Linked DNA regions of Homo sapiens: regions 1 and 3 are each linked to region 2. Evidence: chromatin contacts called from ENCODE Hi-C or POLR2A ChIA-PET data. All regions are on one chromosome and are shown on one strand. Each heading gives the region's core, a stretch centred on a gene start or an enhancer-like site at or near the end of the contact. The rest is flanking DNA. Distances are from core to core; before and after follow the strand shown.

Evidence for each region. Hi-C counts contacts between places; a loop is a spot of excess contacts on that map. ChIA-PET counts read pairs that join two places held with the same protein, here RNA polymerase II (POLR2A). Pooled maps may share reads with other maps.
Region 1: a loop to region 2 is called in a pooled map, with 15 times the contacts of the local background. The contact joins two enhancer-like sites. A Hi-C loop is called at or near these places in 1 of 37 single-sample maps with no recorded cell type and 3 of 50 pooled maps. POLR2A ChIA-PET finds 5 or more read pairs at or near these places in 1 of 52 experiments (OCI-LY7).
Region 3: a map with no recorded cell type shows a loop between it and region 2 (5-fold over the local background). The contact joins two enhancer-like sites. A Hi-C loop is called at or near these places in 3 of 37 single-sample maps with no recorded cell type and 2 of 50 pooled maps.

Annotation. Positions count from the first base shown.
Region 1 is chr1:229,479,402-229,483,173 of GRCh38, forward strand. All of the region lies in intron 12 of NUP133 (nucleoporin 133), which reads right to left. Among named protein-coding and RNA genes, the nearest start is that of NUP133, 27 kb to the right of the region's middle. RefSeq lists an enhancer at 404-453. Within about 2 kb of position 1,535, at least 4 of the 41 ENCODE cell types and tissues checked have a DNase peak (open chromatin) inside an H3K27ac peak, as active enhancers do; they include OCI-LY7, where a contact is called at or near this core.
Region 2 is chr1:230,211,224-230,214,846 of GRCh38, forward strand. All of the region lies in intron 3 of GALNT2 (polypeptide N-acetylgalactosaminyltransferase 2), which reads left to right. Among named protein-coding and RNA genes, the nearest start is that of GALNT2, 150 kb to the left of the region's middle. Within about 2 kb of position 1,333, at least 16 of the 41 ENCODE cell types and tissues checked have a DNase peak (open chromatin) inside an H3K27ac peak, as active enhancers do; they include OCI-LY7, where a contact is called at or near this core.
Region 3 is chr1:229,691,265-229,694,646 of GRCh38, forward strand. No RefSeq gene overlaps it. Among named protein-coding and RNA genes, the nearest start is that of URB2, 67 kb to the left of the region's middle. Within about 2 kb of position 2,072, at least 13 of the 41 ENCODE cell types and tissues checked have a DNase peak (open chromatin) inside an H3K27ac peak, as active enhancers do.

The sequences.
Region 1 (3,772 bases), core at 285-2,784, 730 kb before region 2:
CTATTGTTCTTAATCTCTTAGGATGCCCAATTTATAAATTAAACTTCATCATAGGTACTATAGGAAAAACGTATATATATGATTCAGTACTATATGCAATTTCAGGTATCCACTGGGGGTCTTAAGACATATCCCCCTGTGGGTAAGGGGGAACAACTGTATAAGAATGACTCCTCTGTTGTTGCTTTGAACTGAAGAGATGGTAGTGCTTGTCACTGGAGCAGGGGGTAAGGATGGAAGAATAAGCTTTGGAGAAGATAAGCTCGGTTTTGGATACGTTGAAACTCAAGTGCCTATGAAATATGTACTGCTGCTGGACACTCTCCATTTTCACATAATGGCCCGGGTCATGGTACATCTGTTTCTTCAGCAAATGAAGCCAAGGAGGAGAAAAGATCACCGAGGGAGTAGACAGAGAGGGAATGTGGTCGACAACTGAGAATGTAGACATCCTTTCAGGTGGTTTAGCCATCAACAGGAACAAACAGATAAGGTGGTAACTCAAAGGACGCAAAGTCAAAGACTGGTCTTTTTACAAATGGCAGACTAAATATGATTAATTGCTGATGAGAAGGAGCCAGCACGAGAAAGGTCAAAGGACAGAGGAAAGGGAGAACTGAAAGGATGTAGTCTTAAGTGAAGCAGGAGAGAGTGGCCTTCAAAACAAAGAGCAGTCTCTGATAGGAAGAAGAGTACACTTCCTACTTTATTGGGAGGGAAAGAGGAACAGGATTTGGGATCCAGATACATTCATAGCTAGTAAGCTAGGAGGTACAGGGAGCTCTTATCAAGGGCTTCTGTGATCTCTGTGAAGTAGGAAGTTAAGTCCTCTGCTAAGTCTGAGGGAAGTGGGAGGAGACTGGAAAAGGGCTGTCATGGTCCCTTGGTAGAACAGGAGACACAGCTGACTGGAGAAACGCAGAAAAACTCTTGAAAGCGTGAAAGGCCAGGGTGAAGCTGGTGACCCAGTCACGCTACAGGTTATGAAAATACAAAGGTGACTATGGCAAGATTTAATAAAAAATTACAGAAAAAGTTCCCCAAAACTCTCATGAACAAAAGATTTAGTGTTTTTTGGGCTAAATAAAATGAAAACCAAAATAACATAAAAATCAATTTCAAAGAAATGATGCTATAAAAACAGTAATATTACCTTAGCAAAAGATTAAACAGACAGTCACACTTAAAAGTGTTATCTACCAATTGTGACCCCAGGGGCCATCTGGCAATGTCTGACGATAACTTTGGGCATCACAAGTTGGGGGAAAGGGTGCTAATGGCATCTAGCAGGAAGTGGCTGGTGATGCTGTTAAACAGCTTACAATGCACCGCTGGAGTGCGGTGACGGGATCTCGGCTCACTACAACCTCCGCCACCTGGGTTCAAGCGATTCTCCTGCCTCAGTCTCCTGAGTAGCTGAGATTACAGGCATGTGCCACCACACCCAGCTATTTTTTTTTTTTTTTTTTTTTAAGAAGAGACAAGGTTTCACCATGTTGGTCAGGCTGGTCTCGAAGTCCTGATCTCAAATGATCTGCCTGCCTTGGCCTCCAAAGTACTGGGATTACAGGTGTGAACCATCACACCCGGCCTCAAATGACAATGTTAATGGGGTTGAGAAATCCAGCTTTAAAGGCACCACAATTCTGTTTGTAAGGAGTCTACATCTTTAAGAGAGCTAGCTGACACTCCCCCAGAAATCATCCCTTATTAAGTCCATAGTACTTCACCCATGTTGGGCAGGATGAGTTCAGCACAGCTGTGCTACAGGGCCCATGACACTGTTCCTGAGGGTACTGCTTGCTCAGGACTTAGATCAGGGGTCCCTTCTTGTGCCTAATAATTTTCCCCTGTAAAACATCTTAAGATGACTACACCAGGTTGAATAGTGTCTCCCACAAATTCATATCTACCCAGTGCCTCAAAATGCAACCTTATTTGGAAATAAGGTTTTTGCAGATACAATTTGTTAAATTATGATGAGTCTAAATCCAATGACTGATGTCCTTATAAGAAGGCCACGTGGGCTGGGCATGGTGGCTCACACCTGTAATCCCAGCACTCTGGGAGGCTGTGGTGGGTGGATCTTGAGTCCAGGAGTTTGAGCCCAGCCTGGCCAACATGGTGAAACCTCGTCTCTATTAAAAATTCAAAAAATTAGCCGGGCATGGCAGTGTGCACCTGCTGCTTGGGAGGCTGAGGCAGAAGAATTGCTTGAACCAGGGAGGCAGAGGTTGCAGTGAGCCGAGATCACACCACTGCACTCTGGCCTGGATGACAGAGTGAGACTCTGTCTCAAAAAAAAAAAAAAAGGCCATGTGAATGTGAGGACAGCTACGTGACAATGGAGGCAGAAACTGGAGTGACACATCTACAAACCAAGGATTGCTAGCAGCCACCCGGAGCTGAGAGAGGTGAAGACAGATCCTTTCTCAGAGCTTTCAGAGGGAGGGCCCTGCTCATGCCTCGCTCTCAGACTTCTGGCCTCCAGAACTGTGAGAGAAGACACTTGCGTTGTTTGAAGCTCCTGGCTTGTGGTGATTTGTTATGGCAGCCACAGGAAACAAATCTAATGACTGGTCACTTGCTGCATTATCATTTACATTTTGAGATGCCACAAATGTGACAGAATTTTAATTACAGGATAAACTTGTGAAAGATAAAAACACAGTACTTCAACTGAGATTTTTGAAGACTGAACCATGTAAAAGAACAAGATTAAAAGAATATAATTTTAAACAGAAACAAAAAACTTGCCTAATGGTGCCCCCTTCTGGTGACAAACTAAGCTCAGTAGATCACGAGGTACAGAATGTTAGAACTGTAAAAGCACTTTGGAATCTGTTGTCTCTGTGAGTGAGCCGCTATGCATCAGACACCAGTATGAGTGGGATTATGGAACCATGGGCTCAGAACTGGGGGAAATGAAGGTAGTACACTCAGTATATTCCTTCAAAACAAAGATCTGACGATAAACTAATGATCCTTTAGCCATGCTAACTCCCACCCCACTCAATACTTCGAAAAGGAAGAAACAGAAACACAATGGCAGAAATGTTCAGCATCTGTCCAAAGTTTCCCACAGCTAACAAGGGGCAGAGCAGGGGGGCTGGATCACCATTTTCCTGAGTATTTATTCAAATGTGAATTTGCCATACCTTTTAAGGAAAGTACCAGAATACATGAGCAGAATACATGTCTAAGATAAACTGAAATCTGCATTTGCCTTAAACCCAGAAGAGTATTAGAGCAGCAAGTGTGACCAAGTGAGGACAATCACTCCCCACCCCATACGCGCATCTGCTTAGGCACGCTCTCACTACAGCTGGACTTGCTCTGGCCAACAGGACACTAGCAAACGCCATCCAAGCAAAGACTTAAAGAGTGTGCACTGACACTTGTTCTCTTGCCACTCTAGAACCCTGTGATACATGAATAAGCCCAGGGCAGCCTGCTAGTTGAGGAGACATCACAGGAATAGAGAGCGAGCTGGCCAGCCTATGGCCCAGAAATGTGAGTACGGTAAAGAGCAGCCAGCCCAGCTGCAGACCAAAATGAGTGAGCCTACTCCGAAAAGTAAAACTGCCCCGAGTCCAGCCCCAACAGTCAAACTGCAGAATTGTCAGCTATGTTAAATGAGTCACTAAGGTTTGTGGTGATTTTGCGTAAAGCAAAACTCAACTAATAGGCCAGGTCTAATTCTTTTGCTTTTTTTGAGACAGGGACTTGATCTGTCACTCAGGCTAGAATGCAGTGGTGTGATTATGGCTCA
Region 2 (3,623 bases), core at 83-2,582:
CCCGCATCAATTTGCTGCCCAACTCCAACTCTGTATGCCGCACCACAGGGTCCTGGTGGAGGAGATGGGAGGCCACACGGGGTGTCACAGGTGGGGACAGGCGCTTCTCTAGGCTTAGCTGTTCTGGCTTTGTTGGCATTTGTGGCCGTGGGGCAGGTGGAGTTTGGGTGTGGTGTAACAGTGAATGTTTAAAAGCTTGTTCAATAATCACAGTAACAAAGCAGTTCATTGAACATTTTTTGGTATCAAGGCCCATGCTCAGCCTTTTGTGTGCATTAATTTTATTTAAGGCTGGGCACAGTGGCTCACACCTGTAATTTCAGCTCTTTGAGAGGCTGAAGCAGGAGGATAGCTTGAGACCAACCTGGGCAATATAGTGAGACCCCATCTTAAAAAACAATTACTCTAGTGTGGTGGTGTGCACCTGTACTCCCAGCCGCTTGGGAGGCTGAAAGGGGAGGGTCACTCGAGCCCAGAAGTTTGTGGTTGCAGTGAGCTATGATCATGCTATTGCACTCTAGCCTGGGCAACAGAGTGAGACTCTATCTCTAAAAATAAAAAATTTTATTTACTCTGCATCACACTCCTGTAAAGTGGGTAGGGATGCTATACTTCTGATGATGTCGTATACCAGTTCCCAGAAGGCTCGGAACTCAGACCCCACTTCCAGAAAGTAGAAGAGTTGCACACAGGAGTCAGGTTCGGCAGGATGTGAGCTCAGTTTGCAGAGCAGAGGTTGTTTTTCTCATTTTTCACATTGTCGGTTGGAACATGTTTGGGGAGAGGCAGGCAGCTAGGATATCCCGGGGCCTCATAAGGCACCACCTTGTATCTAGAGAGCCTTAGTCCCCAGGGATTTTACAGTTACTAAGCCATGAAGTTTTATCACTTGTCTATGAGGCAGACGAGAAAGGTGAGCCACTTGCCTGAGTTCTAACAGGGCTCACTGGTGGAGGAATTGGAGCACTCTGTATCCTGGGCTCAGGGTTCTGTCTAACAGTTGTGGCTCCCTTACTGTCCGCTCTTCAGAGGGTCTTTCATACTCCCGGCTTTTAGGCATGAGTCTTGGCATGAGGCCTGAATGCACCTAAAAAATGGAAGAGATGGGTGTTGGTAACTTGCAGCCAAACAACCTCCTAAGGGAAGCTGGCCACACGTTGATGGGATGCTGAGAAATGGAGAAGAAATGGGGTTGTTTTTCTTTTTCCAGCTTCAGATTCTCGAAGAAAATGTATTGGAAGAGTGCACTCTATTTCTGTTCCCTTGGAACATTGCTGATGCCGTTCAGGAAGTGAGACTGCTTGTGTGTTCAGTCAGTGTGACATCTCTGCCTGTCAGTGTGACATCTCTGCCTGCTGTTGGAAGGGTGCTGGCAGGCTCAGCGAGATATACGAGATGTGGGGAGTGGGAAGTGGCCAGCAATAATGGCTCCTTGCTTAACGGGTCCCCCACCAACTCATCCCAGGTTGTAACTTGCATCTGATATGCACAGTTCACACCAAAGCCATGTCATTATTCATCAGCGTGCTTGTTTATGTTTTGTTTTTATTTTTTGTGTCTTTATAAAACCAACTTCTGGTTTCAACCACAGACCGTTCTTTTTCTTCCCTTGATATGTTTCCTCTTTTTTTTTGGTCTATTTCAGGCCTTCTCTCTGTCTGAATTAAAGAATGCATTGAGACTGGTATAAGTAGACTGTATTGATTTGACTGTAGAGATTTCGTTTGTGTCGATGTTGGCATCTCTGAAGGGCCCGTTTCAAGTCTCCTTTTCAAAGATCATTAGCAAACGTATTCTCAAAGCTTAACCCCTGAGTGGCTGCCCACATGTGTGGCTCAGTTTCCCCATCTGTAACTCTGGGTTATGGTTTGGGCAAAAGCACAATGATGCTAAATGAGTTGTGTGATTTGCTTTCTTTACTCTTTAGTCTTTTCTTTCTGCCATCATCCTGGGAATGCAGTGATGACCATGAGGATCGTCTTTGTTGTCAAGAAACTGTAGTCTTCCCGGAGAGGCAGACAAGGAAACAGGCAATTACGTAGCCTAGTAAGGATAACCTAACCACCTCTAGACCATTTACAACAGAGCTCTGTTCTTTCTATTTTAGACCTGTTTGTGAGTTTCTGTTATTTTCTTAGTAGACTGGCCCTTTTATCATTATGAAATGCACTTCTTGTCAGTGGTAATGCTTCTTGTTTTACAATATCAGTAGAGCTGCACCATCTTTCTTTGGTTTCATGTTTTTGCATGGTATACATTTTCCCATGCTTTCACTTTCAAACTTTTTATGTCCTTATATTTAAAGTGTATCTTCTGTAAGTAGCCTATAGTTGGATTTTGGACTTTCATCTGCTGTGACAATCTTTATCTTTTATATGGTGTATTTAGTTCTTTTACATTTAATGTAAGTACTAGTTTATTGGGGTTTAACACCAACATCTCACTGGTTGTGTTCTCTTAGTTCCACCTGCTTTGTGTTTCTTTTTCCCTTGCATCCTCCTACGTTTTTTCTTCTCTGTTGGTTTGCTAAATTCTTGACTAGTAAGTCCACATGTAGAGCCTAATGTAAATGAATAATTTTATTACTTCTTAGACAATGCACAGACCTTCTAATAATTTACCTTCCACTTACCTTCAGCCCTTTGTGCTCTTGTTGTCATTTAGCTTAATTCTTTCTTTATAAACTCTATAGGATATCTTTTATTGTTTTATGCAGTAAATATCCTTTTGATTTATTCACATATTTATATTCCCATTGCTCCTCATTTCTTATATTTCTATTTTTCTACCTAAGACCATATTCCTTCTGTATTTCATTAGTATTTCTATTAGTCCCAGTATGTTGGCAATGAATTGTATCCTTTTGTTTGTCTGAAAACATCTTAACTTTACTTTTTTTTTTTTTTGAGACGGAGTCTCGCTCATGTTGCCCAGGCTGGAGTGCAGTGGTGTGATCTAAGCTCACTGCAACCTCCGCCTCCCCAGTTCAAGTGATTCTCCTGCCTCAGCTTCCCAAGTAACTGGGATTACAGGCACCCACCACCATACCTGGCCAATTTTGTATTTTTAGTAGAGACTAGGCTTCACCATGTTGGCCAGGCCGGTCTTGAACTCCTGACCTCAAGCCATCTGCCCACCCCAGCCTCCCAAAGTGCTGGGATTACAGGTGTGAGCCACCACGCCCGGCTTACTTTTGTTTTTGAAGAGTCTTTTCACTGACTGTGAAATTCTGGGTTGACAGTGACTGTCAGCACCTTTACGTTGTCTTTCAGTTGTCTTCTGTTTTTTGTTGTTTCTGGCGAAATGTCTACCGTTAGTCTTGTTCTTTTTGAAGACATTTGACTTTTCCTTCCAGCTGCCTTTTCAGATATTTCTTTTTTTCAGCAATTTTGCCATAATATGCCTAGCAGTTGTTTTCCTTGTGCTGAACCTGTTTGGGATTTGTGGAATTTCCTGACTCTTGAGCTTCATGCCTTGTCAGTTTTGCCATGCTGCAGTTCTGTCTCCTCTTCCTCTGAGACCCTAATTTCATCTTTGTTAGATAATTCTGCGTTTCCTCTGTCCCTCATAAGCTCTTTTCTGTACTTTTTATTCTTTTTGATTCCCTGTGTCTCAGTCTGGAT
Region 3 (3,382 bases), core at 822-3,321, 520 kb before region 2:
GAGATAACAACCACAAGGTCTCCAGCATCATTTTGTGTAGGTTTGAATGAAGAATGGGAAGTCTGGTTGGCATGTAACATCTCAACACAAAAGTCAGGAAGCAATGGTCATGCACCAGAGGAAAAGAACGGTCATGTTATATGACTCAGTTTGCAGGGCTTAACTTTTATTCTTAGCACAGTACATTTGGAAGGTGCTAAAATTTTATCTCTTTTCACATACGGCAGGCGGATACATCAGTGTCCCAGGCGGGGCTGGCTATGCTTTAGAGTACTGGCTGTCCCTGTGTTCTCTACTGTCTATCAAGTGGTACCCAATCTCCTACCACAAAGGGCTCGAGGTTTTCAGCCAGACAACAGTGTGTGTGCCTTGATTTGCAGCTCAGATAAATATCTTCTCATAGTCAGTTCAGCTGAAAAACATTTATTGAGTACTATATGTCAAGTACGGCAGAACACATGGGGGTATAACTGAGGACATAGAGGATCCATGCTAGAGGAATGTACTTCCAGTGAGAGAACAGACGGTAGGCAAACAATTTTAGGACAATGGGGAGCTGCCATGATGGAGGCATGTAGATGGTCCTGTGGGAGCACAGAGCAGGAACTTCCTGGAACTGAGCATTTTTGTTTGTTTGTTTGAGACAAGGTCTTACTCTGTTGCCCAGGCTAGATGCAGTGGTGCCATCACAGCTCACTGTAACCTCCAACTCCTGGGCTCAAGCGATCCTTCTGCCTTAGTGTCCTGAGTAGCTAGGAATACAGGCATGCACCACCACACCTGGATAATTTTTAAAATTTTCTGCCGACAGAGGGTCTCACTATATTGCCCAGGCTGGTCTCAAACTCCTGGCCTCAAGAAATCCTTTTATCTTGACCTCCCAAAGTGCTGGAATGACAGGAGTAAGTCACCGGCCTCAGCCCTGGGAGCTGAGTCTTGATGAGAAGTTAGCTAAATGAAGAAGGAAGGGCCACCAGATGAAAAATTCATAACAAAGCCTGAATGAAAACTCGGGATTTCGGAGTCCTGGTCCAGTGTTTTTCTTACTTATCTGGGTTTTCAGAATCTCGTCTAGAAGAGACTCATATTCTTGTTTAATCTGGCAGGGCTTTTTTTCTTGTAAGGTTTGTTGGGAAATGAGGTATTTTGACCTGCTTGACTGATTCACCTACTAAAAGGATTATATAGTCACTGCTCTAGAAAACCACTTCCTCAGTGAGAATGTGGTCCCGTAGATTGTGCGTCCTGGTTTTTCACACATTATTATCATTCTTTTTTGTTTGTTTGTTTCAGACGGAGTCTCGCTCTGTCACCCAGGCTGGAGTGCAGTGGTGCGATCTTGGCTCACTGCAACCTCTGCCTCCCAGGTTCAAGCAATTCTCATGTCTCAGCCTCCCAAGTAGCTGGGACTACAGGCATGCACCACCATGCCCAGCTAATTTTTAAATTTTTAGTAGAGACAGGGTTTCGCCATGTTGGCCAGGCTGGTCTTGAACTCCTGACCTCAGGTGATCCACCCACCTTGGCCTCCCAAAGTGCTGGGATTACAGGCGTGAGCCGCCACACCCAGCCTATTATTTATTATTCTAACCTGTGTTCCAACACACTTCAATGACCTGCTTGTTGAATGGCTTTCAGAAGGGAGGCTTTGCCTTTCTTCCTGGGATAGAGTCATCTGAGTTTGTCTTGGCTCAGTTCTAAGTGACTGGTCTCTTTACCTGTCATCCCCATTGCCAGCTTAGATCTAGGCAGCATCCCATGAGACTCAATCCTTCCTGGAATCAGATGAGTGGACAGTGGGGTGGGCCCTGCCAGCCCAGCCAAACAGTCAGATCCTCTCCCTGAGGATCTGGAATAGGGATGCTTCCAGTTCCGGGGACTGACTTGATTAGCTATAGGTTCCAAGTACAGTTATGTAGAGTCAAGTTTCATGGTGAGGCTTACTTAGACAAAGCAATAAGCAAACTGAAGTTGTGAAGGAGCAGAAACCCTGAACAGCAAGGGGAAGCCAGCCCATAGGGAGGATATGGGAGCAGGTGTACAGAGAGAAGCCAAGATGAGAGATGATGTGGCTTGAGAAACGGTTGCCATTCATTCTCTGGTTCCCTGGAGACCCAGCTGCACTTCCTACAGCTGGGTTCTGTTACATCGCTCTGTGTCTTGTACAATAAACCTTTTGCTTGAGCTGGCTTGCGTGGGTTTCTGATCCTTCAACAAAAACTTCCTGTGATTCTAGCAGTCCCAAATCGATTTCTCCCCAGATCTTTCAGCTGACATGATTTCTTCCCCTTTTGTTACCTAGTCTATGAGAATGAAGGAGATTCTGTCGGCATCAGTGATTTTCTTTTTCCAGCTATTGCAAAGGTATTTTACATTTGCTAGGGGTTAGAGGCAATGACTCGGTACTTTCTCCAACACAGGGGGAGCAGATTCATCGGTGAAGTCAATGATGGCCACTTACAAGCAGTTCCACATAAGCAGTGTATTGTAACACAGAAGTATTGAATAATTGAAAGCATAACCATACTAATAGGATCTTTGCCTGGCTACATGATAGCCATGAGAAATATCAGACCACGAGCCAGGGAGACAAGGTGCATAGTTCCAACCTTGCCTCTAATTGGCTGCGTGATTAAAGGCATCAGGGGCGTTCAGTGCACCTTGGGGTTTCAGCGGCCTCCTCCCCTTGCTCACAGGCTCAAATGAGACAAGGTATATGAAAGCAGTTTGAAAAGGTACAGAGTGCCTTACCCTGAGATATGTGAAGGACTATATTTAGTTACTGGGAGCTGGAAGGGCCTAATGTCTTTCCCACATGTCCTATCAAAGACACATGTGCAGGACAGCTGGTGAATACAGATCGGTGAAGTGCTGACCCTGGCTGTGCTTTGGAATCACAGTGGTGCTTTACAGACCCAGAGGGGCCGCCTTACCCAGTCTCTCTGAATCTGAAGCTTCTTGAGCAATGCTTGGCAGCCAGGGCTGAGAATCTCTTCTGCTGCCCTGTCTCCAAGTTAGGCGCCGAACTCTGGGAGTCAGCAGGCCTATGTTGGCTTCTGACGCTTGGATGTCCCGCCCAGCCCCTGGAGGTCAGAGCCCAGTGAAGAGACAGCAGGAGCCAGAGCCCCAAGCTGAGCACAGACACTTACTCATCCTCCCCCTCGCTGGCCACACTAATGGGAATAGTTGGGAGAGAAACTCTTCAGTGCTAACAGGCTGCAGCTGCTGTTGTGGCAGCAGCCAGGTGGTGAGTCGGCACAGTCGATGCCTGGCTTAATTTGCAGCAGGAAGCGGGGCTGGGGACAGTCTGCTTCCTCTGCCTCTCTTTGTCCCCAGCAGAGCCCTGCCTCCTGGTGAGCGGTGCAGCTGGGAGAGGTAATTG